3 separate regions of the Homo sapiens genome follow, and all the other regions are linked to region 3. A link is an interaction called in ENCODE POLR2A ChIA-PET data of the cell type or tissue named here. Cell type or tissue: CD4-positive, alpha-beta T cell. All regions are shown on one strand.

What was found. ChIA-PET counts read pairs that join two places held together with the same protein. Peaks named below come from ENCODE experiments on the same cell type or tissue, not always from the same donor. Only the 100,000 strongest peaks of a DNase experiment are listed, where the experiment ranks them.
Region 1: POLR2A ChIA-PET joins it to region 3 with 11 read pairs; 22 of 35 experiments call an interaction of 5 or more read pairs at or near these places.
Region 2: POLR2A ChIA-PET joins it to region 3 with 13 read pairs; 24 of 35 experiments call an interaction of 5 or more read pairs at or near these places.

What each region holds. Positions count from the first base shown.
Region 1 is chr17:63,426,555-63,431,554 of GRCh38, reverse strand. TANC2 (tetratricopeptide repeat, ankyrin repeat and coiled-coil containing 2) reads right to left here. Exons shown (of 28, transcript NM_001394998.1): 28 at 3,852-5,000. Among named protein-coding and RNA genes, the nearest start is that of CYB561, 17 kb to the left of the region's middle. In CD4-positive, alpha-beta T cell, no CTCF peak of the experiment used is centred here; no DNase peak of the experiment used is centred here; H3K27ac peaks cover 603 bases.
Region 2 is chr17:63,437,581-63,442,580 of GRCh38, reverse strand. All of the region lies in intron 1 of CYB561 (cytochrome b561), which reads left to right. Among named protein-coding and RNA genes, the nearest start is that of CYB561, 6.2 kb to the left of the region's middle. RefSeq lists an enhancer at 4,194-5,000. In CD4-positive, alpha-beta T cell, no CTCF peak of the experiment used is centred here; DNase peaks (open chromatin) are centred at 2,270 and 2,730; H3K4me3 peaks cover 748 bases; H3K27ac peaks cover 2,829 bases.
Region 3 is chr17:63,610,467-63,615,466 of GRCh38, reverse strand. It overlaps the pseudogene FAM136DP. Among named protein-coding and RNA genes, the nearest start is that of MAP3K3, 9.4 kb to the left of the region's middle. RefSeq lists enhancers at 3,860-4,360, 4,361-4,861. In CD4-positive, alpha-beta T cell, CTCF peaks have their summits at 2,836 and 3,035 (motif pointing right); DNase peaks (open chromatin) are centred at 3,046 and 3,956; H3K27ac peaks cover 1,712 bases.

The DNA of each region.
Region 1 (5,000 bases), 180 kb after region 3:
CATTCGATTCTCCTAAGGAGCATGCAACCTAGATCCCTCGCATGCGTAGTTCATAATTAATAGGGTCTGCACTCCTATGAGAATCTAATGCTGCAGCTGATCTGACAGGAGGCGGAGCTCAGGTGGTCATGCTCACCCGCTGCTGCTCACCTCCTACTGTGCAGCCAGGTTCTAACAGCCACAGACCCATACTGGTCTGTGGCCCTGGGGCTGGGGACCTCTGACTTACTTAAAGCAATTTAAAAACTCACCAGAGCTCACTATTTAAAGGGACCCAACAGCAAATCCTCTAATAAGGTAACAGGAGTCCCTGCTTCCCCGCGTTGGTCTCAACTTTGTCTTCTGCATTGTAGCTGGTCTCTAACGTGTAGGAGCCAGAACGGAGAGGTCTTTCCTTAGGGCACCTGTAGAGTCCCTCCTGAATCAAGGCTTCCATGTGGACCTTTATTTTTATTTTATTTTTTTGAGACGGAGTTTCGCTCTTGTTGCCCAGGCTGGAGTGCAATGGCGCAATCTCAGCTCACTGCAACCTCCGCCTCCTGGGTTCAAGCGATTCTCCTGCCTCAGCCTCCTGAGTAGCTGGGATTACAGGCATGCGCCACCACACTCAGCTAATTTTGTATTTTTAGTAGAGATGATGGGGTTTCTCCATGTTGGTCAGGCTGGTCTTGAACTCCCTACCTCAGGTGATCCACCCGCCTTGGCCTCCCAAAGTGCTGGGATTACAGGTGTGAGCCACCACGCCCAGCTGAGTGTGGACCTTTATTTACTGAAAAGCATTCAAAGCACAAGGCTTGATACATGTCACAAACTGGTTCCTCAGTCAGCATCTCATTTCTGTTTTTTTTTTTTTTTTTTTTTTTTTTGCACCAGCCTCTGAATCTTATGGGTCTCTGTGAATATTGAAGTGATCCCAGTCACCAAGGGATGATGCCTCCCTCTCCAGCCAGCCACTTCACCTCTTCCTCTACGAATCTCTGGCTGGATAATAGCAGGGACCTCATTTTCTTACTGGGGTCCCAAAGCGACTCCTCTTGACTGTGGCATAGAGTTATTTCTCCAAACAAGCACGCGGCATTTCCCAAGCCATCCTCCTGGACCCAGCGCCTGCACTCCGTGGGGCGCCATTCGGGTTGCTTGCTCTTTTCAGACCATCCCTTCTGAGAGAGGAGGCAGCGTGGTGGAGGGAAGAGCTGTCAGTGTGGCTGATTCAGAGGCCTACCTGTGCCTCTGTGACCCTGAGCAACTTCAGCTCTCAGGATCTGCTTCTGCATTTGTTTTGGAGACAGCAGTGTCGTCTGTCGAGGTGTGAGGAATACATTAGGGAACACATGTGAAGTCCCTATCACAGTGTCTGGGACACAATGGACCTCCCAAGAGGATGGCCTGTTAGAATGGACTCTGAGCACCTTCTCTTCTATGTGGGCCCTCTCTTCATCACAGGGCCTTCCAGACATGATACCTGTTATCAGTGCCCCATCTTATTCCTGAGAATGGAATAACTCAGCTGCCAAGACTCCAAGCTCCTCCAACTTGTTTTTAAAGCTGAAAGAGGGTGACTCCATTCCCCGCTGGTTCGCCTACCCATTCCCAGCCGACCGCAGGGGAGTTTGGCCACCATGTGCACGTGCGTACTGTGTCTGCCTGCAGTTACCAAAAGGTACCCATGAGCAGATATCCAGGGGAAGAAAGTCTGACTTACTTAGTGCTTCGGAGGATCTACACAGACTTCTGCTGAGTTTGCTGTTTGCTTCTACTCTGAGTAGCTTTTTATTAAGGTTGAGGGTAAATTCTTTTTAAGAAGTATTAATATTTTAAATGAATCACTCCTTTTCCTTTCCTCCAATGTCCCAGGACTTCTTAAAAAGCTGGGGGTTTGGCCAGGTGTGGTGGCTCATGCCTGTAATCCCAGCACTTTGAGAGGCCAAGGCGGGAGGACAGCTTGAGGCCAGGAGTTCAAGACCAGCCTGGGCAACATAACAAGACTCCATCTCTGCAAAACAAAACAAAAGTTAGCAGGGCGTGGTGGCATGCACTGTGGTCCCAGGTACTTGGGAGGCTGAGGTGGGTGGGTCACTTGAGCTCAGGAGGTTGAGGCTGCAGTGAGCTATGATCACACCACTGCACTCCAGCCTGGGTGACAGAGTGAGACTCCATCTAAAAACAAAACAAAACATCTAGGTCGGGCACAGTGGCTTATGCCTGTAATTCCAGCACTTTGGGAGGCTGAGGTAGGTGGATCACTTGAGGTCAGGAGTTTGAGACCAGCCTTGGCAACATGGCGAAACCCTGTCTCTACTAAAAATACAAAAATTAGCTGGGCATGGTGGCGGGTGCCTGTAATTCCAGCTACTAGGGAGGCTGAGGCAGGAAAATTGTTTGAACCTGGGAGGAGGAGGTTGCAGTGAGCCGGGCTCACGCCATTGCACTCTAGCCTGGGTGACAGACTCTGTCTCAAAAAAAAAAAAAAAAAAAAAAAAAAAAGAAAGAAAAAATATAAATTAAAAAGCTGGGGTTTTGCCAATGACTTTTTTTTTTTTTTTGAGATGGACCCTCGCTGTGTCACCCAGGCTGGAGTACAGTGGCACGATCTCGGCTCACTGCAAGCTCTGCCTCCTGGGTTCATGCCATTCTCTTGCCTCAGCCTCCCGAGTAGCTGGGACTACAGGTGACTGCCACCACGCCTGGCTAATTTTTTGTATTTTGTTTAGTACAGACGGGGTTTCACCGTGTTAGCCAGGATGGTCTCGATCTCCTGACCTCGTGATCCGCCCGCCTCAGCCTCCCAAAGTGCTGGGATTACAGGCGTGAGCCACCGTGCCCGGCCCCGACTTACCCATTTTTTAATGAAATAACTGGAGCAGCCCAGGAATGGTTTTGAGATTGAGCAGGTGGCTGCTGCCAGAGTCCCCTCTTCTCTTTGAAGGCAACTGTGGCATCTAGGCTGGGCTGTGTGTTGCCTGCAGTTTGTCTGCTTCCCTAGGCTTTGGGAAATGCAGGTATGCACAGCAGGAATGTTTGTTTAGCACAAATCTGATGTCAAGAGGAAGTGGTCTCCCTCCTCGCTTGTCCCTGAAGTAAACACAGAGGTAGCAGTTAAACAGGAAAGGCTGCAGGCTCAGTGCTGCTCCCCCGCTTCCCCACTCCCTTTTAGATGGTATTGAGTCTCCAGCCAGTTGCAGGAAACCTGCCACTTTTCCATTCACAATGCAGCTGCCTAGCTCTCTATATGGTGAGGACTGGAGTTCGACCAGATTTCTGATGAAAAGACAAAGCCCCTGGAAGCAGTGGGCCTCCAGTTGTGACGAAGCCCTTAGGTCTGCAGTGGGAGCTGTGCCCTCTGCTCGCTACCCTCTCAGCATGCAGCCTCTAAACACAGCCACTCAAGCTGGCAGCCCACCTCAGCCTTGGCTTTGGTAGGGTGGCTGGATTGGGTGCAGCTTCAGCTACAAAATGAAACAAGAGCTCAGTGCTCCCTGGGTATAGCTAGAGAGAAACCTCTTCCAATGAAGAAAAAGCCCCCCTTTCTCAACAAATGTCACAGGCCTGTGCTGACAGCTCCTTAGAACGGCGTCTCTTGTCCACAGCTCTCTTGAGGGCCTACCACAGTGTCCAACTCTGAGGAGAGGAGGTGCTCAATAACGTGACCGAGCAAATAAATGCACAAAGGGGTGGCTCTGAATGTCCCACAAGAGACCAAGCAAATCATCGGGAATTTGGCCTTAGCCCTAACCTGCCCAATTCCTCCTGAGGGAGGGTGCCCCCATCACTGCATCCTCAGGAGGGTAAGCTTAAAAGCCAGCTCCCTGAAGAGGCTGTAATGGAAGGAGAAAAGCATCACAACACCATGGTTTTCCAAGTGTTAGCCATTTATAAATAAGTACATTTGCTTTCATACATACAGTTCCTTGTACAGATGACAATCTGTATACATGGGGCAGGAAAATGCATTCATTTGAACTTTTCACATCTATCTCACACAGCTCACATGTACAGACAATAAAACTGCTCAAGCAAGTACAGCAAAGGAAAATGTCTTTCCTTATACACAGGGGTAGATGCCTCTGTGGGGTGTGGGGCATCCCCACTGCACGGCTTCACAACTGTGTGGTGTTCAATATATCAGGAGAGAGAACAAACATGCATTGGATAATATACTGTACAGAGAAAGTCCTTTACATCTGAGTCATAGAAAACCTAAAGGAAAACTAAGTGCATTAAAGCTTTTTCCAGCAAGTGTCTTGAAAGGACAGCAAAGAGGAGGAAGAATCAAAATCATATTAGTACAAATCACTCTTTAATTGTAGACTGTACATGTCTGTACTAATTAAAATCATCTTGGATTTGGAGGAGACAGAACAGAGACAAAGATGCTGTGCTAGATGGAAAGGAGGCCACGCCTGAAAAGGCACCTGCCCTGAGCCTGATGAGGAACTGGCCTCACTCAGCAGGAATCAGCCAAAGGAAACAAAAAACAAAACAAAACCAGAACAGGAAGTGTAACTTACAGGATTTCCAAAATCACCTGTGAATGAAGTGGAGATCTGGAGCCGGCATCTCTTAACTTTTTTTTTCCCCCCAGTAAATTGGTATGCAATAAGGCAGGTACATTCAAGTACTGAATTTTCCAGAATTAACTCTTGTCTGGCGCTGGGGACCAAAGGGATTGAGTTGAGCCCCCTCTAACCAGACTTTCTGGTTAGCGATTAGCAAAAGAAAAATTCAGCCAGCAAGTGCTACAAAAACAAAGCAGCTAGGGCACTTCCGTTCCACAGAGTAGGTCTACCTGGAAAAATGAGCGCGGCGCTGGCCTGATCTCTACGCGTCCAGCGGCAGCCTGGCAAGTCAGCTCAGCGTCGGTATCAGAGTCAGCAGGAGGCAATGAGATGATGGGGTGAGGAAACATGAAAGTAACACTTGATTTTTGGTGTCCAATTATGCGTTCATTTGGTACTGACTTTCAAAGCTCTGACTGTGGCCACCATGTGGCCACAAGCATC
Region 2 (5,000 bases), 170 kb after region 3:
CTTCCAGGCCTTGAAGCTGCTGCCCACAGTTCTGCTCTGAGAACACAGAGGGCCCAAGAACAGCCGGTGTCCCAGGGCTGCCCAGTGAGGAGGGAAGAGCGAGAGAGTATTCTTGCTGTCAAGACTGGGAAATGAGGGCCACGATTCAAAGCCTTGCTTCCTAGGGAGAAATCTCACCCAATGTCCAGGTTTGCAAATGCAGCAGACACATTTGTGGGTGGGTCAGATTCTGTCCAGAGATACCAGAATGTCTATCCCTGTACACCCCCACCTCTGGCATGGGACAGCCCTTCCCTGCACACAAATGGGTTATCAATTATGTCCAATGAATGGCCTCACGAGAGTCCTGTTGCGGAAGGGATCTTCCGCTTATCTCCTGTAAAGCACAGAGCCACGCTCAGAACCTACGGACTGTGGTCGCCTGCAGGCCAGCCATGGGCTTTCCTTTCATCCTTACACTTAGATTTTGAAGCCTCGCCTTTGAATCAGAAGCAGGCTGCTGTCATTCCAGAGGCCGCTGTTCATCTCTGGCTTCCTCCCAGATGCCCAGGTGCCCCGGGTGCCTGGGCTGCCTAGGCCAGGGCACCCGCCTTAGGAGCAAATGGAAATGCATCTTCCTCGGCTTGTTTGCCCTCCTGTAACCCCTTCCCTCTTGCCTTCGGTCAGGGCCTGCTGTCTTGCACGCACCAGTGCTTAGTGCCATGGTGGAACCGAGGCGGGGAGGACGCAGGAGGACTGGCACAGGAGGGGGGGCACCGCCCGGGAGCTTCCCCTGCGTCAAAGCAGCTTCCTCAGTGAGCTCCAACACAGACCCTTGCTGGCCTCAGTCTCTGGAAAGACTGACAGCACCACCCTAGTTCCTGGGCCTTGGAAAGGCCAAAGCCACGAGCAGGCAGCCACTGTTCGGCAGGAGAGCTAGAGATGCTATTGCCCACAGACATCAAAGCAGGGGTGCCGTCTTCCGTGTGCATGCTGGGACGGGTCTTGGAGGCCCAGATTAGCTCCTGGCTTGAACTTGTACCACCCTTACCTGAAAATTGGGTCTGTACCAAAGCTCATCTGCACGCCCCTTTAGGGCAGGGACCAGGCCCCCTCTGTGTGGCCCTAGCACCTGGCCAAGTGCAGGTGGCTGCGGGTTGAGTTGAGCTGCTATTTGCTGATGGGAATTTGGGGGCCTGTCGCTTGTCCTCTTTGAGCCTCCATTTCCTGGCCTGTCAAATTGGGGCAATGCTCCTGTTATCCACACAGTGTCATTTAAGGGTGACATTAGAGATGGCATGAAGTGCCCAGCACAGAGCAGGTGCTCACAGGCTGTTGGGTCCCCACCCTACTGACACACCAAGCACACGTCTGCCCTGCCATGGTGGGGAGCAAACAATGTTATGGTTCCGACTCCCCGGGAGGCCAGGCCGGGCATTTCACTGTAGGATGTTGAAGCCGCAGGCAGTCGTCGCTGCGAGAAGAGAGCCTGGCTCTGATGTCCACTGTCTTCCAGGGAGCCTGGTGGGAAGGAAGGAGTGGGCAGCGGCCCCTCGCTCTGCGGGCCTCTCCTGCCCTTTGTACTCCACGAGGTGTGAGGAAGTTGCCGGGTCACCCAGCAGAGGGAGAGGTGATGTCCCCTCTGTTCTTCCTAATTTGTAGCTAATCAGATTCTGCCTGCAGCCAGGCTCTCTGGGGATGAATCTAATAAAGGAGGCGGCGACCTGGAGAGGAGGACAGACAACAAGTGACCAGGGGGGACAGCACTTCTTTCAGTACATTTTCCTGTTAGACTCGGGGTATTAGAGACCCAAAGATACCCAAGGAGGAGTGAGAGCGTCCCTGCCTTCGAGGAGCAGACAGGGCACCGCGAGGGTAAGGAGGCTCCGGGAGAGCCTGGGGACAGAGTGATCTGCGCACCGCGGTGCCTGAGGAGTGGAGGCAGGGGTGTGGGCCCACAGCAGGGAGCCAGGCTGGGCCATGTCCTTGGATTCTGTGAGCCCAGGCGTCTCCTCTAGAGGGCCTAGCAGGAACAGTGGGGGCTGCAGATGGAAACGGGCAGGATCATGCCATGCAGTTGGCATTTCACTGGCACTCGGGGGCACTTACGCAGGGGACAGCATGATGTTGGGAGCTGGCTTTGTCCCTGGCATGTCTGTCACGTTGAAGAGGGAGAAGCTGCAGGCCCTGACTTGGGTGGGGCAGTGAGGATGCTCAGGAGGGAAGTGAGGGGAGGGGTGCCAGCATGCGGCGGCCTGGGCAGCCTTCTGTGGAGGAGCTGAGGTGTCACCTGGGCCCGGAAGAAGGGCAGCCCTGCTAGCTAGTGGGGAGGGCATGAGAGAACTTGGCGACGATGGGAGAGAAGGTGACTTGGGACGAGCTGGGTTTGAAGCGTCTGTGGGATGTCCAGGTAGAGATGAGTAGTGAACCGTCAGAAATGGGGCTTGAATTTGGGGTGGCGGGGACAGAACTGATACCCGTGTAGGTGACAGATAAGGACAGAGGCAGGAGTTCCAAAAATAGGATTTATTGTTGGCTGGGGCTTCTGGAATCCCGTATTCCCGTCCACCCTGGGAATGTGGATTGGAGCTATGTTTCTGGGAGATGATTTGATGGAATGTGTCAGAAGTCTAAAACAGAACCTAGCCCTTGTTTCAGGATTCCCTGCAGAGAAGTTTGCAGATGACCACATCCTGTTGTTTATTTGGTGGAAAACTGAAATCGAAAGCTAGCTAAATGCTGAACAATGGGAACTAGTTGGCTAAAAAATGGCCGTGCAATGCAAGAGTGTGAGGTTACGAAAATGATGATGTGGGCGCGTATCCATTGACACAAACATCCATGTGTGCTACGCCCTCAGTTAAAAAGCAGGTTAGAAAATGGAATAAATGATCCTGCTTCTATAAAAGGATGCATATGTGTTTTAGGAAGAAGGTGTGTGAGGATATAGATCAAATTCTGATGGCCTGTCATTTTACCTTTTTTGCTGATCCATATTCTACTGCAGTGCGTGTGGATTATTAGCACACACACACACCCTTTTTTTTTTAATTAAAAAAAATTTTTTTTGAGACAGAGTCTCATTCTGTCACCCAGGCTGGAATGCAGTGGTGCGATCTTGGCCCACTGCAAACTCTGCCTCCTGAGCTCAAGGGATTCTAGTGCCTCAGCCTCCCAAGTAGCTGGGATTACAGGTGTGAGCCACCATGCCCGGCTAATTTTTATATTTTTAGTAGAGATAGGGTTTCACCATGTTGTGGCTGGTCTTGAACTCCTGGCCTCAGGTGATCCACTCGCCTTGGCCTCCCCAGGTGCTGGGATTATAGGTGTGAGCCATCGCACCCGGCCCACACACACACCCCCCCTTTAATGGTGGAGTTGCCAACAGTTGTCCGATGTGGCAGAGAGAACTGGGGAGCAGAGAAGGAGCCCATCACTGGGAGGGACTGAAAACCAGCTCCTGGGCACTGCAGGGCAGAGCGTGTGCCGGGTGTGAAGGGGGTCAGTGCCCCTGTGCTGGCCACTGTCCCCCTAGTTCTGATACAGTTGCTGCCAGGAGAGGCTGGACCGTGGCAAGGGGCCAGTGGGGAACCGGGGCGGGATGGGGGGCAGCAGCAGTGCTCTGGGGTCTGCTTGTGGTGGCCATGGTGGTGGCAGTTGCAGTGGCAACTGTGGGCCATGGCAGCACTTTTCCGTGGCGCACAGGCCGCTGCCGGGTGAGGGGAGAGCCCCGCTTGTTCTCCTCCTGCCGCCTCTCCTCCCATCCCCAGCTGCTGGGTGCTCTCCGGCCGGCATGAAGCTGTGCAGGCACTGGGCACTCCCTTGGGCTCTTAGCGGGGCCTTCTCATTGCTGCTTCGCTAGGAACCACCCGCTCTCCTTTCCTCCTGGAGGGCCACGTGGGGCCGAGCACCTGGGACAGCCGTGCTGAGCTCTACCCGGCCCCTTCGCAGGCCTCGTTTCTGGGGGCCTTCAGTTTTGGAAACCTCCCTGAGGGCCCCTCTAGAGTGCGGGTCCGCCCCGCCCCTGGTGTGGAGGGGAAGTGCCCTGTCCCTGTGTGCTGACAGGTCCCTGTGTGCAGCATGGTCGGGGCACTTCTACTCTGCAGGCGCGGCCGGGCGGGGAGCGGGGTGGGGGGCGGGCGGGGGCGTGGGGGGAGCGGGGCTGGCTCTCCTGGGTGTGGGGTGGGGAGGCCTCCTCATCGCCAGCATGGAGTTAAAAACCAGGATGGGGGAGGGAGACTTCCCATTTCTCCCGAGATGTACTTCATGACGCGTCTGGAGAAAAGGTGTGACCAGCCCCTTCCTTCCCGTCAAGGAGCGCGCTTGCCTGTGTAACTCACCTGTAAAGCCCACCCAGGGAAGGCCAGGGCCTCATGAAACAGAAAACAAAGCCGGGCACTGGGCCCTTGAGCTCACTAGAATTTGGGGTATCTTTCCTTGCACCCTCACCGCATATGGAACTCCTGGCGTCGTGTCCCAGGTCACGCCTGTCCCCGTGGGGAGGCTGGGCCCCTCCCCCCAGCCACTCCCGAGACTTGAGACCTCTGCCTCAGGACGATGGGTGGGAAGGGGCTTGCGGGTAGGAGAGCGAGCGCTGCTTCCAGCGGGAGCCTCGGGGGAGGGTGGCGGGGCCGCCGTGGGAGGAGCCGCGCCGCATCTCAGGCGCAGTCTCTAGGGGCTGTGCGCATCCGTGGGGGGGACATGCGCATCTCAGGGGGGCTGCTCGCATCTGGGGGTGCTGTGTGCATCTCGGGGGGGCTGTGCCCATCTAGCGGGGTGGCTGTGCGCATCTGGAGGGGGCTGTGCGCAACCCGGGGGGGGTGTTGCGCGCATCTAGCAGGGGCGGCTGTGCGCATTTCGGGGGGGGCTGTGCATATCTGGGGGGACCGTGCTTATCTCCGGGGGCGGCTGTGCGCATCTTGAGGGGTGTGTACATCTCGGGGGGCCTGTGCGCATCTTGGGGGGCTGTGTGCATCCGCGGGGGCTGTGCGCATCTCGGGGTGCTGTGCGCTGCTCCTCTG
Region 3 (5,000 bases):
AGTTCAAAACTACGTATCAAGACCCTGATATGCCTGTCCAACATACTGAGACTCCATGTCTATTTAAAAAAAAAAAAAAAAGAAGCTGGCCAGGCAAGGTGGCTCACACCTATAATCCCAGCATTTTGGGAGGTCAAGCTGGGAGGATCACTTGAGCCCAGGAGTTCAAGACTGGCCTGGGCAACATGGCAAGATCCCATATCAATTAAAAAAAAATTTTTTTTTTTTTGAGACAGAGTCTTGCTCTGTGGCCCAGGCTGGAGTGCAGTGGTGCAATCTCACTGCAACCTCTGCCTCCTGGGTTCAAGCAATTCTCCTGCCTCAGCCTCCCGAGTAGCTGGGATTACAGGCAAGCACCACCCAGCCCAGCTAATTTTTGTATTTTAGTAGATGTTGTGTTTCACCATGTTTTCCCTAGGGTGGTCTTGAACTCCTGAGCTCAGGCAATCCACCTGCCTCGGCCTCCCAAAGTGCTAGGATTGCAGGCATTAGCCACCATGCCTGGCCAAAAAAATTTTTTAATGAAAAAAAAAATGCTCATTCACACTTAGAAAAAGGCCAACATTTATTGAACACTTAACTATTGCCAGGTGCTGTTTCAAGTGCTTAACATATATTAACTTAATTCTCAAAACAGCCGCATGTAATCGGTACTATCATTACCCCCATTTTACAGGTAAAGAAGCATGTACAAAGAGGTTAAGTTCTTGTCCAAGGTTGCTAGCTGTTGGCAGAGCTAGAATTTGGTCCCTAGCAGACTGGCTCCAAAGAGTGAAAAAATATAAATCGTTAATGGTGGTTGTATCTTAGGAGGTAGAATTAAATGGGAATTTTGTTGTTGTTGTTGTTGTTATTTATTTATGTAAGATTTGCCTTTTTAAAGACAATAAATGTTACCTTTTGGGCATACACAAAAAATAAAAAGAACAAAGAAGTAAAAATGCTATCCTGTTCACTGGCTGGACATAGAATAATTTCAGTTAAGAGTAGTGTGGCACCAGGCTGATGGCTCATACCTGTAATCCCAGCACTTCAGGAGGCCAAGATGGGAGGATCACTTGAGCCCAGGAGTTCAAGACCAGCCCTGTCAACATAGCAATACCCCATCTCTTCAAAACATAAAATAACCGGGCATGGTGGCATGCAAGGAGGCTGAAGCAGAAGGATTGCTTGAGCCTGAGAGGTTGAGGCTGCAGTGAGCGATGGTTGTGCCACTGCACTCCAGCTTGGCTGACAAAGACCCTGTTACACACACACACACACAAAAAAAAGAAAAGAAAAGAAAGAAAGAAAGGAAAGGAAAAGGAAAAGAAAAAGAGTATTGTGGATCTATCATCGCATTCCCTTTTGCCAGACTTATTTTCTGTGAAGAGAATGTCTCCAGAAGTGTCTTTGGGGATTCAAATAAGTCTGGGAATTGGGGGCTCTTCGAGTTTGAAAATTTATTGACTGCTATAAGTTTCAGAGAAAAAAAAGTAACTCAACCACATGGCTGAATTTCCACAGTTGGTTGGAGGCACAGCCTTTGCTGTTCCTCTTGGATTCAGCCAGGGCCTCTAGCAGAGGGGAGGTGGCTACGCACAAGAGTGCTTCTTATAACAGTCAAGACTGTGAACAGAGCCTATCACAGATACTTCTGTCCCACTAAAAGGACACTTGAAGGTAAGCCCAAGGTGGCTTCAAGACCTTGAATAATTTTATGTTGCTAAGACAATAACCAAAGATAAGGCAAAGCAAGCCAAGCCAGCACTGGACCTCATTCCTCTGACTTTAACATGCATCTGACTCCCAGACTCTCAGATGCTGTGAGACTAGCTTTTGGTTTTTTTTTAATTATGTCACCTGATAAAAGTAAAACATGGGGGCTGGGCACAGTGGCTCACACCTATAATCCCAGCACTTTGGGAGGCTGAGGCAAGAGGATCCCTAGGAGCCAGGAATTCAAAACCAGCCTTACACAGGAAGACCCCATCTCTCTCTCTCTCTTTTTTTTCTTTTTTCGGTGAGACGGAGTCTTGCTCTGTCGCCCAGGCTGGAGTGCAGTGGTGCGATCTTGGCTCACTGCAACTTCCGCCTCCTGGGTTCAAATGACTCTCCTGCCTCAGCTTCCCAAGTAGCTGGGATTACAGGCGCCCGCCACCACGCCCAGCCAATTTTTATATTTTTAGTAGAGACGGGGTTTCACCACATTGGCCAGGCTGGTCTCGAACTCCTGACCTTATGATCCACACACATCGGCCTCCCAAAGTGCTGGGATTACAGGCGTGAGCCACCGCGCCCGGCCGGGAAGACACCATCTCTTAAGAAAAGAAAAGAAAGAAAGAAAAAAGGAAAACATGATTACAGAATATAAAGCTCAGTAATAACATCACTACCCTGAGATAACCTGTTTTGATATTTTAGTACATTTCCTTCTAGTCTTTTTTAAAAAGTTCATATATATAATATGTTAAATAAATATATACATATCTATTTCAAAATTTGGACCACACTATACATGTAGTTTTGTATCTTTTTTCCCACTTAATGTTATATTCTAAACATTTTCTCTGACAAAAGATTCTTTAAAAAATAATTTTTAGTGGCAACATAATACCTTGGCATATGGATGTAACCATCTTTAATGTTTTTTTTTTGAGACGGAGTCTCGCTCTTGTGCCCCAGGCTGGAGTGCAATGGTGTGATCTCGGCTCACTGCAACCTCCACCTCCCGGGTTCAAGTGATTCTCCTGCCTCAGCCTCCTGAGTAGCTGGGACTACAGGCGCCTGCCACCATGCCTGGCTAATTTTTGTATTTTTAGTAGAGACGGGGTTTCACCATGTTGGCCAGGCTAGTCTCGAATTCCTGACCTCAGGTAATCCACCCGCCTCGGCTTCCCAAAGTGCTGGGATTACAAGCGGGAGCCACCGCACCCGGCCGTGACCATCTTTATTTGAATAGCTCAGGGTCTCTTTTCCAGATCTAGAGACAGCAGAACAAATTCAAGAAGGGTTCATTTCTGCCTTTCCTATTAACTGCAGGAGAGAGACTGCAGGGCACCACTAGGGGTCAGTGCAGAGCCATCATCACAGGAGCCTTTACTGTGCCTTACAGTAAGCATGTCTTGATGTAAGATAATTGGTTATGCAACAATCCATATTAATAAAGATTCTATATGCTACATTAGAGATCTATTCACATGACTAGCCATGTTCCCTTTAAGAGCAGACTCCCTTAGTACAGATTTCTCAGATTATAAATAAGATTCCTCCAAATTAATTTCCAAAACAGAGCTATTTTATAAACACCAAGGTCTATCAGTGTAAGACCTGTTCTTTCCTGCTTGGTATGAGATCATTTGTGCATAAAATACTTGGCCAAAGTGTTTTATAGGTTTGTTGGGAAAATCAAATAAATAACATGTAAACGTATCTTACAAATTATGAAGCCACATATAAACGTAAATTTGCTCTTTTTTAATGATAAGCAATTCAGATATTTGGGCAAGTGGCATGACCATGGATTATTTCACTGGTTTTCTTCCTCGTAGCCCTTGCTCTCCAGCTATTGACATCAGTGTGGAGTCAGTAATTCTTTTCTTAGAAGCTGAAGTTATCATTTACAGTAAATTTGGTTTTAGTTCTTTGTCATCCTTATTTACCTGAAGCTCCTTCAGGAAAATTACTCTGAGCTCAGAATTAGCTTAGATAACTTATAAATAGGTGTATAACAGGGATCAGAAAGCCACTCTAGGCCTGACATGCTTGACAGGCTCTGACGCAGGAGGTGGGAGTTCCTGGCCCTTCTAAACACAGATGTGACTATTAGGAGCAAAAGGTACCAAGGGCCCTATTTCCCACTGGCGAGGCTTCTTATTCAGCCCTCACTCTTCTTTCTGTTCACGTTTCCTCTTCAGTTCTCAGTGCCACATCATTTGGCATCAGAGATGAAAAGGATCTAGGGCTGGTTGTTCTCAGAACCAAGAAGCTTTCAAAACCAGCTTGTGGTAGCCCTTCTTGAGAGCAGCTCAGTCTTCTCATTGGTTCACTCTGACCAATCCCAGGATGCATAGGGACCCAGGCAAAGCAGGCCCTAGTAAGTCCCTTTTTTTTTTTTTGAAAGACAGAGGCTGGGCGCCATGGCTCATGCCTGTAATCCCAGCACTTTGGGAGGCCAAGATGGACGGATCACCTAAGGTCAGGAGTTCGAGACCAGCCTGGCCAACATGGCCAAACCTGGTCTCTACTAAAGATACAAAAATTAGCCGGGGTGGCACGGTGCAGGGCGGTATGGGGACGCCATGGCAGAGCTGCAGCAGCTGTGGGTGCAGGAGGTGGTGGACTCCATGGTGAAGAGTCTGGAGAGAGAGAACATCTGGAAGATGCAGGGTCTCATGTTCCGGTGCAGCACCAGCTGTTGTGAGGACAGCCAGGCCTCCATGCAGTAGGTGCACCAGTACATCAAAGCACTGCCATGTGCCTCTGGCTCAAGCCCGGGCTTTGCTCACCAGTGAGTTGGAGAAGTTCCGGCACCACCTGGCCCGGTGCGCCATGCATTGCAACAACAAAGCCAAAGATTCAATGGATACTGGGAGTAAGGAGCTTCAGGTGAAGCAGCAGCTGGACGGTTGTGTGACCAAGTGTGTGGATGACCACACGCACCTCATCCCAACTATGGCCAAGAAGATGAAGGAGGCTCTCTTATCCATTGGGAAATAACAGTCTTTGCCAGTGGCCACTGGGGCTGAGGGCAAGAATATATTTTTTATAAGGAATTGGGAATTTTAGTCTTTTAAGCAAAGTTTATGAAGAAATGAAGGATGGCCACAAGTGTAAGACATATGTCACTTGCCTCTGGACACTGGTTCTTTTATGTTTCAGTCCTAAAAAATGAAATGGAAAAAAGTGGTGCTAAATTGGGTCAGAGATATTACAGGAGAGTTTTAGAGCTTATATATCCTATGGCCAGTGCTTGTCCTGCCAGTAAGGATCTCCCCTGTAACAAGCCAGAGCCCTCCAAG